Linked DNA regions of Homo sapiens: region 1 is linked to region 2. Evidence: read pairs that join two places in POLR2A ChIA-PET (ENCODE). Cell type or tissue: MCF 10A. All regions are shown on one strand. Links, peaks and the distances in the headings refer to the core of each region. The heading gives the core; the rest is flanking DNA.

The links. ChIA-PET counts read pairs that join two places held together with the same protein. Peaks named below come from ENCODE experiments on the same cell type or tissue, not always from the same donor. Only the 100,000 strongest peaks of a DNase experiment are listed, where the experiment ranks them.
Region 1: POLR2A ChIA-PET joins it to region 2 with 5 read pairs; 10 of 35 experiments call an interaction of 5 or more read pairs at or near these places.

Annotation. Positions count from the first base shown.
Region 1 is chr20:20,000,411-20,008,219 of GRCh38, forward strand. RIN2 (Ras and Rab interactor 2) reads left to right here. Exons shown (of 13, transcript NM_018993.4): 13 at 203-2,046. The coding sequence ends at 526. Among named protein-coding and RNA genes, the nearest start is that of NAA20, 13 kb to the right of the region's middle. In MCF 10A, for the core only: no CTCF peak of the experiment used is centred there; no DNase peak of the experiment used is centred there.
Region 2 is chr20:19,931,340-19,939,148 of GRCh38, forward strand. RIN2 (Ras and Rab interactor 2) reads left to right here. Exons shown (of 13, transcript NM_018993.4): 4 at 3,760-3,860. Among named protein-coding and RNA genes, the nearest start is that of NAA20, 82 kb to the right of the region's middle. In MCF 10A, for the core only: no CTCF peak of the experiment used is centred there; a DNase peak (open chromatin) is centred at 3,732.

The sequences.
Region 1 (7,809 bases), core at 3,170-5,669, 70 kb after region 2:
GAATCATGTAGTCATCTTCGCCACTGTCCAAAGTCAGATCAGCCTCTTTCCTTGCCATTCGAAGCCTCGTGGCCTGACATCGGACATTATGACAGGAAAGGGCCTGGAAATGGCTTACAGTTACCCCCTCCCCTGGTCCCCCATCATGCTCACTATCTAGTTTTCTCTTCTGACTGTCTCAACATTCCTCTTCCACCTGCAGAATTACCTCCGAGTTGCATTTCAGGAGGTCAACAGTGGTTGCACAGGAAAGACCCTCCTTGTGAGACCTTACATCACCACTGAGGATGTGTGTCAGATCTGCGCTGAGAAGTTCAAGGTGGGGGACCCTGAGGAGTACAGCCTCTTTCTCTTCGTTGACGAGACATGGCAGCAGCTGGCAGAGGACACTTACCCTCAAAAAATCAAGGCGGAGCTGCACAGCCGACCACAGCCCCACATCTTCCACTTTGTCTACAAACGCATCAAGAACGATCCTTATGGCATCATTTTCCAGAACGGGGAAGAAGACCTCACCACCTCCTAGAAGACAGGCGGGACTTCCCAGTGGTGCATCCAAAGGGGAGCTGGAAGCCTTGCCTTCCCGCTTCTACATGCTTGAGCTTGAAAAGCAGTCACCTCCTCGGGGACCCCTCAGTGTAGTGACTAAGCCATCCACAGGCCAACTCGGCCAAGGGCAACTTTAGCCACGCAAGGTAGCTGAGGTTTGTGAAACAGTAGGATTCTCTTTTGGCAATGGAGAATTGCATCTGATGGTTCAAGTGTCCTGAGATTGTTTGCTACCTACCCCCAGTCAGGTTCTAGGTTGGCTTACAGGTATGTATATGTGCAGAAGAAACACTTAAGATACAAGTTCTTTTGAATTCAACAGCAGATGCTTGCGATGCAGTGCGTCAGGTGATTCTCACTCCTGTGGATGGCTTCATCCCTGCCTTCCTTCCTTTCTTTTTCCTTTTTTTTTTTTTTTTTTTTTTTTTTACAAAGAGCCTTCATGTTTTTATATATTTCATAGAAATTTTTATAGCAGTTGCAGGTAAACTGTCAGGATTGGTTTTAAAATATTTTTGTAACTTTAAAATATTCTATAATTATGCATGTGATTTTAACATTTAATATTCAAAAATAAATCTCTTGCTGGATTTGAGAGTATTGCATTTTTAAAGTCTCTCTTCTGTAACTGGATGTTTTGGCAACTTTGTGGGGAGAGACTGCTGGATTTCTTAAAGCAACGTATTCCTGACACTGGCCACAGAATGCCTTTGGAAATCGGATGTACTGTTCTCTTGTTCACGTTTAGTGGTGTTTTGCTGTTTTGTTTTTTAAACAAATGATGCTGAGAATAAGGAGAGAAATGAATGTAGAGAGAGGTAGAGAGAGAAATATGAACTCTAACAAAGGACTGAGGAGTGCAGTCTGCTGGTTCAGGCTCTTCAAAAGATGTAGAAAAAGAGATAGAAGGAACCACCTATGCTTAAAATACTGTAAATATGCAGTGAGGTTTGGCAAAATCTATTCCATGTGTGATTTGCTTGTAGAAACAATTTTGAAAGCCCCTTGAGGAAAATAAAAATCAAGAAGAACACTTTTCTCCCTTTTCCATACAAATTAAAACTTAACAGCATCAAATTATTGGGACCAGAAACCAAGTAATGTATAATGTGGCTTTTGTTGAGTTAAATAAGATGCTATATAATGGAGAAGAATTTGAAAATGCACAAAAAAATCAATCTACATTATCAGAACCTGCAGTGAAATTAAACTTATGTTAAATAAAACCAGTTTGCAGGTGCACAAACTATGAGGGTCTTGTATCCACGTAACACAGGTAGTTACAAAAACATGTTATTGTACTGTGTAAAGATGCATAGTCATCTCATTTGGTTGGCTTTGTACCTTGTACCTTTTTTAGCCTTGGCTTTTGTTGAACTAGAACCCTCAGCACATACTGTGTTGTACTTTTGTAAATGATTTTTTAAATGGAATTTTGCACATAATACATTGTAATACTGTATGATAATCATGTGTGAAAATAATTTTTGAAATATCCTTTGGCTGTTTTTTTTTTTCTTTAGAGTAAGAATATATTCATGCACCACGCAGTGTCATGGACAGATGAAATCCGAACCAGGGTTTGTGGTTAGACAATGTATCGTGGGGGTGAGCAGAAAAGCTCACATTTCTCAGAAGCTCCTCCTGATATGGGGCAAAAGTTAAGGAGCAGAAGGAAAAGATCATCCTCCCACCTGAAAGTGTTTTCATTGTTATCTAGTGCTGTACTTGGCTCAGTGGGACTTAGAGCAAATCACAGGTAATTTGAACCCGGAGTTAGCTGGGGTCCTGCAGACAGCCCCACCCTGTCCTCACGTAACCTCTGCAATGCCCTGGGTGACAGTTCAGTGCTGTTGCAAAATTGATAGCGCAGAGGCTTGGACTCCTCGCTGCCATACTCCCCATGCTTGGAAGGGTGCCTGGCATATATTAATAGTAAGTGCTCAATAAATCCTTGCTGGCTGAAGGAAGGAAAACATGAGTTTAGAAGGGTTTCTAACTCATCAGTGGGAGAGATCCGTAAAGATCAGAATGAGAATTGAATGGGCTGCCTGCTTTTGATATTTACAACGGACCAAAAGATGACAGCTCAATCCATATGGTTGTCCTCCCAACTCTTCAAACTAAGATCATCATGCTTTGTTGATTTAAAGCAGGTCACAGCCTCTGGATGCGAGGCAGCCTTGCAGCCTTCGGTGGGACGAGAGCGGGCTCAGAAGAGGAAAAGGTAGCGTGGGCAGAAAGCAACATCACAAGACGGTCCCTGGTTTTGTCATTGGGCAATGTTTCCCCGTTAAAATTACAACACAACATGTGCCTCCACTTTTTCCCCCACGCAGGCATTTCTCACTTCTCAAATTGCCAGGAAACAGACTTGGGTGAAGGTTGGAGGGAATAAGAGGAGAGTAAAAATATACATGCTGGGTGGAGGAAGAGGAGAACGCATTTCCAAATTTAAAAATACATTATAGCTGAGGTGGGAGGATCGCTTGATCCCAGGAGTTTGAGGGTGCGGGGAGCTATGATCCCGCCACTGCGTTGCAGCCTGGACGACAGAGCAACCCTGTCTTCCCCCTACAAAAAAGTAAAAATAAAAACATGTTATAAAAGTTGAACGCCGGCCAAAGGAAGGGATTTTTTTTTTTTTTTATGTTGCATGCGCTGCCAAATACTTTCACTCTAGTACCACCCCCACACCCCCGGGACACAGAATAGAAATAGAAACTGTTGAAGTAGTTCATATTATGTGGAGGTTACAACTTCAGATCTATAAGAAAATACAAAGGACAGGAAACCCAGCTATGAATGCTTCCATTCACAAATGCGGTTCCGTCCTCATTGGGCAGCTGTTACCTTCATCTTCTTTAAGAGACTTGAAATGAGGCAGCGCTCCAATCTTTAACGCCTGCTCATGCCGTCATGCCTGGTCACACCTAGTCACTCCTGGTCTCCTACCAGCAGTCTCAGAGAAACAGAAACAGCACAAGAAGGACTCCGAAGGGCACAGTGTGTGTGGAACACAGGCATTTTAATCATCTGGCAGTATCTGATAGTAAAATTCTAAGTGTCCTCATTTTTTCGGCCCATTTTCATGATGGTGAATTTGAGACCAAAAGTACTTTTTGTCATTTGGTTAACTCTAATTCAGTTGGAAATATGGGAAAGAAATCGCCTAACATTGCAAAATCCTAAATACGTGATAAGGAAAGGAAGGAAAGAAGGCAGAGAGGGGCCAGGCGCGGTGGCTCATGCCTGTAATCCCAGTACTTTGGGAGGCCAAGGTGGGTGAATCACTTGAGGTCAGGAGTTCAAGACTAGCCTGGCCAACATGTGAAACCCCATCTCTACTAAAAATACAAAAATTAGCCGGGCATGGTGGCAGGCACCTGTAATCCCAGCTACTCGGGAAGCTGAGGCAGGAGAATCCCTTGAAGCCAGGAGGCGGAGGTTGCAGAGAGCTGAGATGAGGACACTGCACTCTAGCCTGGGCAATAGAGCAAGACTCAGTCTCAAAAAGAAAAAAAAGAAAAAAAAAGAAGGCAGAGAGGGAGGGAGGAGGAAAACATCTGGCATTTGTCTCAAGAAACAGGTTCTGATTAGAAAAAGATCGATTTTACTCCAACATCAAAAATGGTGGCAGTTGGCACAAACCTTTCCCCCATGAATACTAGCTTTGGAAGAAATGTAGGTATGGGAAGTTAAAAATATATATAATTATTCTGAAAGGTCTGGGCATGTAACCTTTTTTTTTTTTTTTTTTTTTTTGAGACAAGGTGTGACTGTCACTCAGGCTGAAATGAAATGCAGTGGTGCTATCTCGGCTCACTGCAGCCTCAACCTCCTGGGCTCAAGCACAATCCTCCTACCTCGGCCTCCTGACTAGCTAGGACTACAGGTGTGCACCACCATGCCCAGCTAATTTGTGTTTATTTTTTGTAGAGGTGAGGTCTCACTATGTTGCCCAGGCTAGTCTCAAACTCCTGAACTCAAGGGATCTACCCCCCTCAGCTTCCCAAATTTCTGAGAAAGTGTAACCAAGGCCTCCCCTCAGAAGTCTCCCTGGAGAAGCTTCAGTTGGAGTGAGGTGGTTGGGGGTGGAGATGGGGGCAGAGTTTCTTATCTCGAGTCTGCTATAAATTCTCCCATTTAAAAGTAAAATTTGCCTGAACTCTGAGGCTGCATGTAAGACACTTAGACTATCATTACATTAATGAATCTGAGTATTTCCTTTGAGTGCACACATTAGAACTACTACAGCCAGCCCTCATTTCTCACTGCTGGGGAACGGGGGTGGTCAGATCCTGCCACCTGTGGAGAGGGGCTCAGAACCTGAGGACCACGGGTGGCCAGGGAGGAGCTCCTAGACGGCCTTCACCTCTGTAACCAGCCTTCGGTTTCCTGGGGGAAATATCACTACACATAATTAGCTCCATTGCTTCCCTTTCTTCCCATTTCCCCACCATGATTCTGTGGGCTGGGTTTTCCCTCACGTAGTAGGTTTGAGGGTGCTCTTAACTCTATTCCAAGCCTCCTTGCCAAAAAGCAGGCTCTGATCCTTTTCACAGTTTGTTTCTTCAGTTCCAACCAGAGACTCAAAAAGTGTGAACCCGGCCCCACTGCAAACATTACCCGCCCACACTATCTGTCACCAAGACCCAGTGTCCGTTGTTCCATTTGAATAGGTGGCTCTCAGCTTTGGCTGTCAGCTTGAAGTCACCCGGAGCCTTTTAAAACTCCCAATGCCCCAGCTGCCCAGACCATCAGAATCTCTGCAGAGGCGACCCAGCCAGCCATATTTATTTTAAACTTCCAAGGTGCTTCTGCTGTGAAAACTACTAGTTTAGATCAAAATCTGGATTTTAATATAAAAACACACCTGCGAGAAGTAACACCTTTGCCTAACCAAGACCACTGACACCTAACCAAGCATGCATTCTCAACCTGATTTGGCTGGCAGAGGACCATGGAACATGTACTTCTAGCCTGGTGCTATCCCGTAGAAATACGAAGCAAGCCACATAATAGGTAATTTTACATTTACTAGTGGCCACATTTTTAAAAATCAAGAAGAAATATGTAGAATCAATTTTAGTAATTTTATTTAGCTCATGATATCTCAAATATATTTCAACAACCAATCAATTAAAAATATTAAAGAGGCATTTTACATTTTTTTATTTTTTATATTGTCTTCAAAGTCTTGTGTGCATTTTGCACCTACAGCACATCTCATTTCACACTGGCCATGTCTTAAATAACCAATAGCCACATGTGGCTGGTGGCTACCATATTGGAGAGTGCAGTTCTAGCATATCAACTAGGGATGATCTTAAAAGTTAAAAAAAAAAAAACGGTATGTGTATATAAAATAAAACACATTCACAGGTTACATCTACAAAGGAACAGACACATGCATCCTGTCAAACGTATGTACCTATTACTAGCCAAGGATGAAAATAGCATCTTGCCTCTTCAGGCACTGCTGTAAGGCAAACATAAATTGATCCATGCAAAGTGCTTAGAACATCCAGGCACCACACCACAAGCACTGTTAAATGTTACTTATTATGATTATTAGATAATCGACTGCTTTGGCATTTCACCCCTACTGCTTATTTCTGCTTACCCATTCATGCTATTATCTGCTGGCAAGTTTCTTGTGAAACAGAAGAAAGGCAGTAATGGGTATCAAAGGTTTAAGAAAAATGTACTGGGGCGGGTTGCTCAATGTAGGAAGATCAAACATAAAGTGAATACTAGTCATTAATTTTATTTTATTTATTTATTTATTTTTGAGACGGAGTCTCACTCTGTCGCCCAGGCTGGAGTGCAGTGGCACGATCTCGGCTCACTGCAAGCTCCGCCTCCCAGGTTCATGCCATTCTCCTGCCTCAGCCTCCTGAGTAGCTGGGACTGCAGGTGCCCGCCACCATGCCCGGCTAATTTTTTATATTTTTAGTAGAGATGGTGTTTCACCGTGTTAGCCAGGATGGTCTCGATCTCCTGACCTCGTGATCCACCCGCCTTGGCCTCCCAAAGTGCTGGGATTACAGGCGTGAGCCACCGCACCTGGCCTAACTTTATTGTTGTTACTGCTGACGGTGGTGATGGCGGTGATGGTGGTGTGTGCGTGTGAGTTGGGAGTAGCTCATTTTCCCCAGTATTCAATGCTGGTCAAGAGCATCATCAGGGCCCATAGCCAGGGGTGACTTTCGCCAAGAAGGGAGAAGGGAGCAAGGGAGGTTGCAAAGACGTCTTGCTAGCTTCCCAGTCACGGGCAGATCGAAATCCTAAGAGGAACCATCTCTGCCTGCACAAGAGTCTAAAATAGTATTTCCCAAAAAGGAATTATTATTTAAGTAAAAGCATAATTATAGTCAGTGATTATTTTAACCACTTTCCTCCACCTTTTTCCCCTTTTACTTTATTATATTCACGAATTTATATGTCCATTTATATCATTTAACAGGACTATTGTTTAAAACTTGGTGCTTTACCAAGAAGAATACAGAGGTTGACGTGATTAATTCTTTTTATTTCTGATGTGCGTGCTTCCGATTTCTCACCACTTCTACAAATTATGAGAGAATGCATTTATTTACCAGATTGCAGTTTCCGTCCATTTTATCTTTCTCACTCCCATTTTTCTCTGCAGCCTATTGATGTACGATCATATGCAGAAAAGACTTATGCATCTATTATCTACTGAAAGAAAAACTACAGAAAACAATAAAATGCTAGAGACTCTTTAACCAATCAGAAAAAAATACGTAAGTGAAGCAGCTACGACATCACAAAGCTTCTATTTTTCGCTAGCACATGAAAATATGAGACCTGACAAATTGCAAACTCTCATTGAACAGATAGTTTAGGGTTTTGCCTTGAAAACCATAGTCCACGGATCAAGCATCACATCTTTTGGGAGTTTGTGAGAATCTCAGACCCCTGGCAGACCTGCTGGATCAGAATCTGCATTTTAACAAGATTCACGAGCACATTAGAGTTGGCTTGAGAAGCATTAGTTCAAGGTATATTTGGGGCCTTGGCATTTGTGCAGCTGATACAAATACACAAATGTAGGAGGTGTGCTGCTCTTAGAACCCTGCAGGAAAGGAGAAGAAAATAGCTCATAATTGTTTTGCTAAGAGTAAGGCATAACTTCATTTAAAATCACCTACATTATGGACAAAAGGCTTAACAAACAAATGTCAGGAACCAAGTTTTTACCTCATTATATATATTCAATTATGTTCTTCTTGC
Region 2 (7,809 bases), core at 2,224-4,723:
TATGTTGTCCAGGCTGGTCTCCAACTCCTGGCCTCAAGCAGTTCTCCCACCTTGGCCTCCCAAAATGCTGAGATTACAGGCATGAGCTACCACATCTGGCCTAATAATATATTTTAAAACCTAACATAGACGAAATAGTATTCTTTCAACATGTTATCAATATAAACATTATATGGATACATTTTATTTGTTAATTTGTTATGTCATAGTTGTACATATTTTGGGGTGTACAGGTGATATTTTAATATGCAATATGTAATGAGCAAATCAGGGTAACTGGGATATCCATCCATGTATCTTTTTCCTTGTGTTGGGAACGTTTGCATGGTTTTAAACTTCACATGCTGTATATAATGCTTCTCGATTTGCCTTTTTTTTTTTTTTTTCTGCTTTCAAAAAAAGCCTTTTGGGCTTTTATGTTTATACATGTGTTCATACATACAGTTCTGGTTCATTAATTTTTAACTGCTATGTAGCATTTTATACTCAATTAATGTATCCATTCTCCTCTTAATGAACCCTTAGGTGTTCTCACAAATAATGGTGCAACAAATATTCTTGCAAAGGTATCTTTGGGCCCACGTGCAAGTTTAGTCTCTAAAGTACACATATAGGTTTGTGTATCTTTAACCCTACAAGATGTTGCCAAATTGCTTTCCAAAGTAGCTCTGGGGGTAATATTCCTCCAGCAGTGTAAGAGGTGCCATGGTTTGAATGTCACCTCTAAAACTCATGTTGAAATTTAATTGCCATTGTAACGGTCTTAAAAGGTGAGACCTTTAACAGATCATTAGGTCATGAGGGCTCTGCCCTCACAAATGAATTAATGCCGTTATCTTGGTAGCGGGTTAGTTTTCAAAGACGTGGTTTCCTGACAAAAAGAATGAGCTTGGCCGATTTCCTCTCCCTGTCTCCACTCACTTCTGCCTTCCGCCACGGGATGACTCTTACCAGATGCCAGAGTCATGCTCTCGGACTTTCCAGCTTCCAGAACCATGAGCCAAATAAACTTCTGTTCTTAATAAATTAGCCAGTCTGTAGTATTCTGTTATAGCAACAGGAAACAGAGAAAGACAAGGGGGATCCTGTTTTCCCACATCCTAGAGTATTTGGCATTGTCAGACTTTTTAAAAAAACTTTGCCACAGAGATATGTATAAAATAGGATCTCCTAATCATTTCCTCTCTCGAGGCCCCAGTGCTTCTGGAAGCTCCCCCTCTGGTCCTTACTGCAGTCACAGGCACCGAGGGGATGGATCAAGCATGAAGGGCTTGGCTGGCTTCCCTTCTTCTGACCTCTAAGTCCTGGGAGTGTCCAGAGCTATCTGCTGGGCCCCCTTCTCCATCGACCTCTCTCCTTAGATAATCTCTCCCTGCCACAGTGCTTTAGAATGCCAGCCACACATGCCAGTGACTTCCAAACAGAAAAATCTCCATCCAGAGTGTCAGAAGCTACTTCACAGATTTATTTGATGGCTGATAAACAACTGAAATAAATTTAATCTGCCCGAAGTTCAATGCAGTTTCCCCCTCAAGTCTAATTCTTCCCCATTGCTCCCATCTCAGTCAAGGGCAATGCCATTTATTAATTGCTCAAACCAAACACTTCGGAGCCATCCTTGATTATTCTCTTTCTACCACCCCCACATTCAATCCATCAAATTATATCAATTTCTATGTCAAATTGTTCCTAAATTCCCCCGTTCTTTCTAGTTCCACCACTACCACCTCGGTCCAAGCTGCATCATCTCTTGCCTAGACCACTGTAGTTGCTCCTAACTGGTCTTCCTGTTTCTCATCTTGCCCTTTCCAACCACCTCAGTGCCAAGGTGATCGGTTTAGACCATAAAACAGATGTAAAATGGCTTTCTCCTACTTAAGGCCTTCCAATGGTTCTTATCATGGAAGACTCAAGGTGGTGAATACCATGATCTACAAAGTTGGCAAGATCTGATCCCTGCCTGCCTCTCCTCCTGCACACCTTCCTGGCCTCCAGAACTTTCTCTCCATGTGGAGGGCTCTTCCTTTGATCTTTTCATGGCATTCTTGTCATTCAAGGCTCTATCGCTTAAAAAAGACTTGCCCTGACCAACCCGCCCTGATCTGTTTGGCCCCTTTGTTGCTCCCACAGCATTACCTTCACCTGTCTTCATTCTGGAACTGCTCAGTGCTTGGTTCTGGTGTCTTTCTGCCCCACCAGAATCTCATCTCCATGAGAACTGAGATCTTCTCAGCTCCACTCCCCATTTGCAGTACCTGGCATGAAGCGGGAGCCCATAAAAGTTTGTCGAAATAGTGAGTGAATAGATGGGGTCACATTTTAGAACAAGCTTTAAGCGCAAGTGAAGTTTCCCTCCCAGAGTCTGGGTGGGATAAAAGCTACCTGAGACAAGACAACATTTCTCTTTAGTGAGAACAGTGCTCAAATTTCTTAGCCTCAGGACCCCTTGATGCTCTTTAAAATTATTATTGTTGTTGTTATTTTTTTGAGATGGAGCCTCACTCTGTCGCCCAGGCTGGAGTGCAGTGGCATGATCTTGGCTCACTGCAACCTCCATCTCCTGGGTTCAAGTGATTCTCCTACCTCAGCCTCTGGAGTAGCTGGGACTACAGGCACGCACCACCACGCCTGGCTAATTTTTTTGTATTTATGTACAGATGGGGTTTTACCATGTTGGCCAGGCTGGTCTTGAACTCCTGACCTCAAGTGATCTGCCTGCCTCGGCCTCCCAAAGTGCTGGGATTACAGGCAAGAGCCGCTATGCCTGGCCAATGCTCTTAAAAATTATTGAGGATCCCAAAGAACTTATGTTTGTATGGATCATATCTATAAATAGTTGCCATCTTAGAAATTAAAATGAAGGAATTTAATAACGCTTATTTTAAAACAATAATGGACCTGTTACCTGTTAATGTAAATAACGTTTGTATGGAAAATTACTATGTTTTCAAAAAATAGTGAGCAGAGTGGCACCCTTGAGAACAGCCACTGTACACTTACAGTGCCTAGTACGCGCCAGGAAAGACTCTGTTGAATGAGTGAATAGGAGGGTGAAAGATTTTAGACCAGCCTGAAGGGTCAGATGCAGGTGCATGGATAGGTGGGGATCTGAGATGGGGCCGCCTTTTCCCCTAGATGGCCCTGGGGCCCACTCCCCTCCTCCCCACTCATCCACCCCAGCCTCACTCAGTCCTTTCTCTTCCCTTTCCCCAACAATCTTCTCTCCACAGCAGTGCAAAGAATAGAACAAGAAATCATTTTGATGTCGTCAGAAATCAATATGTAAGCTGGATATATCTTTTAAATAAACTCATTTCTATAACAAAATAATCATTGTATGAATTTCAGTCCTTCAAAGGGGGTTCCTTTGGAGGGTTTCCCTTGCCAAATGAATATTGAGGCCCGGTTTTGCCAGGATGTATTTATTCCCGTCTATATTCATGTTGAGAAAGCTAACTGGGTGTTATATTATCTTCCTTATTACAATACTGAAACCTAACAAACTGGGTGTCATATTCTTTTCCTTATTACAATACCGAAACCTAAGTTCTTCCCCTTTCTAAGGAGAAGCTGCCTCCTCCCCCTTTATTTTTTCCTCTGGCTAGAGGAAATTCACAGAGCCAAGATTAAAAAAAAAAAAAAAGAAATAGAAAAAGATGGTCATCTCTGTTCCTATTGAAAAGCCTGAGTTCCCCGGGCGCTGTGGGCATGCCACGCCTCTCCACTTCCTGACGTCATACTATTTTTGTCTTTGAATAGCTCATTGACACAATTGCCTCGGAGATCGGAGAACTGAAACAGGAGATGGTGCGGACAGATGTCAACCTGGAAAATGGCCTGGAACCCGCTGAAACCCACAGGTGACCAGAGACACGGTTAGGTGATGGGTGCGAGAAAGGGATCGAGTGAACCCTGGCACTGCCAAGGGCTGACTTGCAGTCACTCCTCAGAAGTCTGGGAGCTGGGAGTGTGGTAGCAGCTCTAGATGAAATCCTCTGTAGGAGGTGGGAGTGGCCTAGGAACTAGTTGTCTGCTTGTTTATTTTAATCACTTTGAAGGCACTTGAACTTTATACTCTCTCAATTCCTCCTGGCACCAGAACCCGGAAACCTAAAATTGTCTGTGCCATATCCACCTACTCCCAATGATGGAAACAGTAATGCAGCAAGATCCAGCGTGTGCAAAGTAGAATTCAGTGTAGCCGTGTGAGTCTCCAGAAGGCTTACAGGGGAGCAGCTAAAGAGGATGGACTCATTTTGCATTCTCAGGTCAGAGAAAAACCCCAGCAGTCTCCAAAAAACCATTAACCTGAAAAGCCGTGCAGTGATTGGAAACTGGATGTGGTTGTAAATTCGATACAAAGGGAAGGCGGCGTGCTGTGCTGTTGAAGGCGATACCTGTGCACATACTGCACACCGTCTGAATAGGAGGCAAGGGACTGGTCTGTACCTGGAGAAAGGGGGTGCAAAGGTCGGGGGGTGGTGGGAAGTTGAAGGTGACTTCTTCCAACTTTGATGCTAACAAGATAACAATATAATGGCTATAAAAAGACACAGACACTTCGTGCCTTAGAGGCCAGATTTGTTAACAGCTTCCCCTTTCTCCCAGAAAGTGGGGCTGAGCCTGCCTGGAGCAGTGTGAGGCTGAGATTTATGGAGTAGGTTTTGCCTGCAAGTCATGCAACAGGCAGGCCAGCCAGATGGTTCTGGTTGTCCAGGCAAGTTTCAAACCAGCCCGACTAGTTCCGCCATACGCTGACGGGAGAGAGCAACATCCCAGGGAGGCACTTGCAGCTGGAAGGTGGTACTTTGATACCCGATGTCTCTGGGGGAACAGCACTCACCCTTAATTCTCTGTGCCTTCCTTTCCTTTCCTTCTCTACAAAACGATGGGGGTGAACCAGATGGTCCCCCTGCTCCTTGCAGCACACCCAGCATTCTATGATTGTTCTTGACCTCAGTGTGAAAGTCTTATTTTTTCCCCATAAACTAGACAAATGCACAATGATTTTCAGGTAGTGACTCTCTGCCTCACCTCCAGAGTAGTTTCAAACATCGTGGAACTTTAGCCAGGGAATTTCTCTATCCTGTGCCTTGTTGAGCTAAAATTTAATTGGGAGTCTAGGCTGATAACAACAGAAAAGAGAGCTTTGGTAGCACTGATTTCTTTCATAGCCAGGAAAGGCGGCTCTGTGAGATCAACCCCAAGCTCCACAGATGACAGACACCCAGACACAGAGCGGCGGAAACCTTTCCCCTGCATATAAGCACAGGGGATTTTGGGGGTGTGAGAAGGACGTTCTGAACATGTGAGGGGCCCTCAAGATCTTGTTTTCTGACTCCGGTGGGTATTAGAGTGAGAGCTGGGTGGTTGCTTAATCTTTAACATTTCCTTCCATCTTTTCCTTTTCAGAGGTAAGAATAACTGTAAGCAGTCCACAACAGCCTTTTTTCCCAGATGAATGTCACTTTGAATGCTATGTTGCTTAATTCATGAATTTATACATTTGCAAAGGCATTTTATTTGGCTTTTTTTTAACAGAAAAGAAAGAGGAAAAAGCAAGATGAGTTGTCTTTATTTAACAATATAGATCATGTTGGCCATGTGGCAACACTGTTCATATTAAACTACTGTTCTAAGTCGCTTATAGCGACTAACTTACGGAATCTTCCTAGCACTTCCAGGAGGGAAAGCTCTTTAGGGCCTGCATTTGACTGATGTGGAAACTGTGTGCTGTGGGGAAAAAGCTACACAGTTTTGGCTTCTGTGCTGGAGTGTCTTGCTGATTTTTTAGAAGTAGTGAGTTTGGTTTTAATTTCTCCATTTTGTCCAATGGAGCTGTCAGGAGGGCCAGTTCAGTTATTTCTAAGATCAAGGAAAAGCATAGCTGTGGCCACAATTCAGCCTGGCACAGAGCAGCAGCCAAAGGGGAGAGGAGGGAAGAGGAAAGCAGACCAGTAGGTAGCAGAGTTGCTTTCAGCAAAACCCCTGGAGAAAGAAGTGGCGAGCACCGCCCGGGCCCCTGGCTCTGCACGTCTGACGGCTGCAGGAAATGCACCGCCGTCAGCTTCCTCTGCAGCTTCGTACTCTGTGAGTGTGAGCTGGGATAGGGAGTCGCCTATCCCACCACAGCCACCACGAAATGTCTATGGTTCCTTAGTTGATGGAATACCAGATTAAGCACCAAGCTAGTCCCTAGGTTAGGAATCACTATTACTCTAGCTGTGTTAGTGTTTGGTTGCTCTTTCGTGCTTAATATTGAGATAACCTTGATCTTTAACTTTGTCTTGTGCCATGGACTCCTTCTCTGAATAATCTTTTGAATGCATAAAATAACATATATAGGATGTCATGGGAAAAACAATTACAGTGAAGTCCAGTGATCAGAATGTTTCAGTGTGTGTTTCAGCATGTGCTTCCATGGCATAGGTGCTTCTGTTTTACATGTGACAGATAGGCATAAATGACACAATCTCTGTAACAGCTGTGACAACGGTGAAACCTCTGTGGTTTCTGTTGGTGACAAAATCACAGGTCGTGATACTACTACTGTGGTTTGTTGCCTACAATCAAAATGGAAGGAAGTTCATTCAGAATGAGGCTATGGAAAGTGAAGATGTCAGTTTTTGGCCCGATGGCCAGTGCCCACCTCCCGTCCTGTCTCCTGTCAGCGTCGTCTGCCATGGTCCATCTGCCCTCCTTTTTGGGACATTTGCTTGGCTTGGCTTCTGGGACCCCACACCTCCCTGGGATCCTCTTAGCTGTCCTGCTGCTGCCCCCAGTGCCCTGGCTGGTTCTTCTTTATCTCCCTGAACTCCAGCCCTGGAGAACCCAGAGATCACACTTTGATCCCCTCCTTTTCTTTTTTTGTTTGTTTGGTTTTTGTTTGTTTGTTTTGAGACAGAGTCTCACTCTGTTACCCAGGCTGGAGTGCAGTGGCACAATCACAGCTCACTGCAGCCTTGACCTCCTGGGCTCAAGTGATCTTCCCGCCTCAGCCTCCCAAGTAGTTGGAAGCACGGGTGCCCACCACCACACCCAGCTAATTTTTTTTTTTAATTTTTGGTAGAGATTGGGGTCTCTCTGTGTTGCCCAGGTGTGTCTCAGACCCCTAGGCTCAAGGGATCCTCCCACCTCAGCCTCCCAAATTGCTGGGATTACAAGTGTGAGCCACTGCGCCTGGCTGAGCCACTCCTTTTCACTCTTCACACCTTTCCTTTTCTCTCTCCCACTAACTTTGTACAAGGTACTTTAAAAAATATCTGTGCCTCAGTGTTCTCCTCATTAAAATGGGAATAATAACAGAGTTACCTCACAGTGTTGTTGGGAAGATTAAGTGAGTTAATAGCTGTCAAGGACTCAGCACAGTGCCTGACACGTGGTAATAGCCACACTATATGTAGTTTTAAAAGGTGGTCTGTGGAGTAATTTCCTAGGTTATCCCACCCAGTCTTGTGGCTCTGATACCATCTATACATTGGTTATTCCCAACTTATACTCCCTTGGCCAATCCTCTCTTTGAGTCCAGAGGTTGGTAACCAACTGCCCACTCAGGAAGTGTTCCTTCATAGGTTCATTCCTTCCTGGGTCTTCCCCGTCCCAGTCACCATGCCTCCAGCTTCTTGGGCCTTGTACTCATCAATGGTGCCTCTATTCCTGTCATAACTGCCCTCCTCCCATCCATCTCCAAATCCAGGCAGCTCTACCTTTTATTTTTCTTTGAGACAGAATCTCGCTCTGTTGCCTAGAGCTGGAGTGCAGTGGTGACACGATCTCAGCCTCCTGCAACCTCTGCCTCCCAGGTTCAAG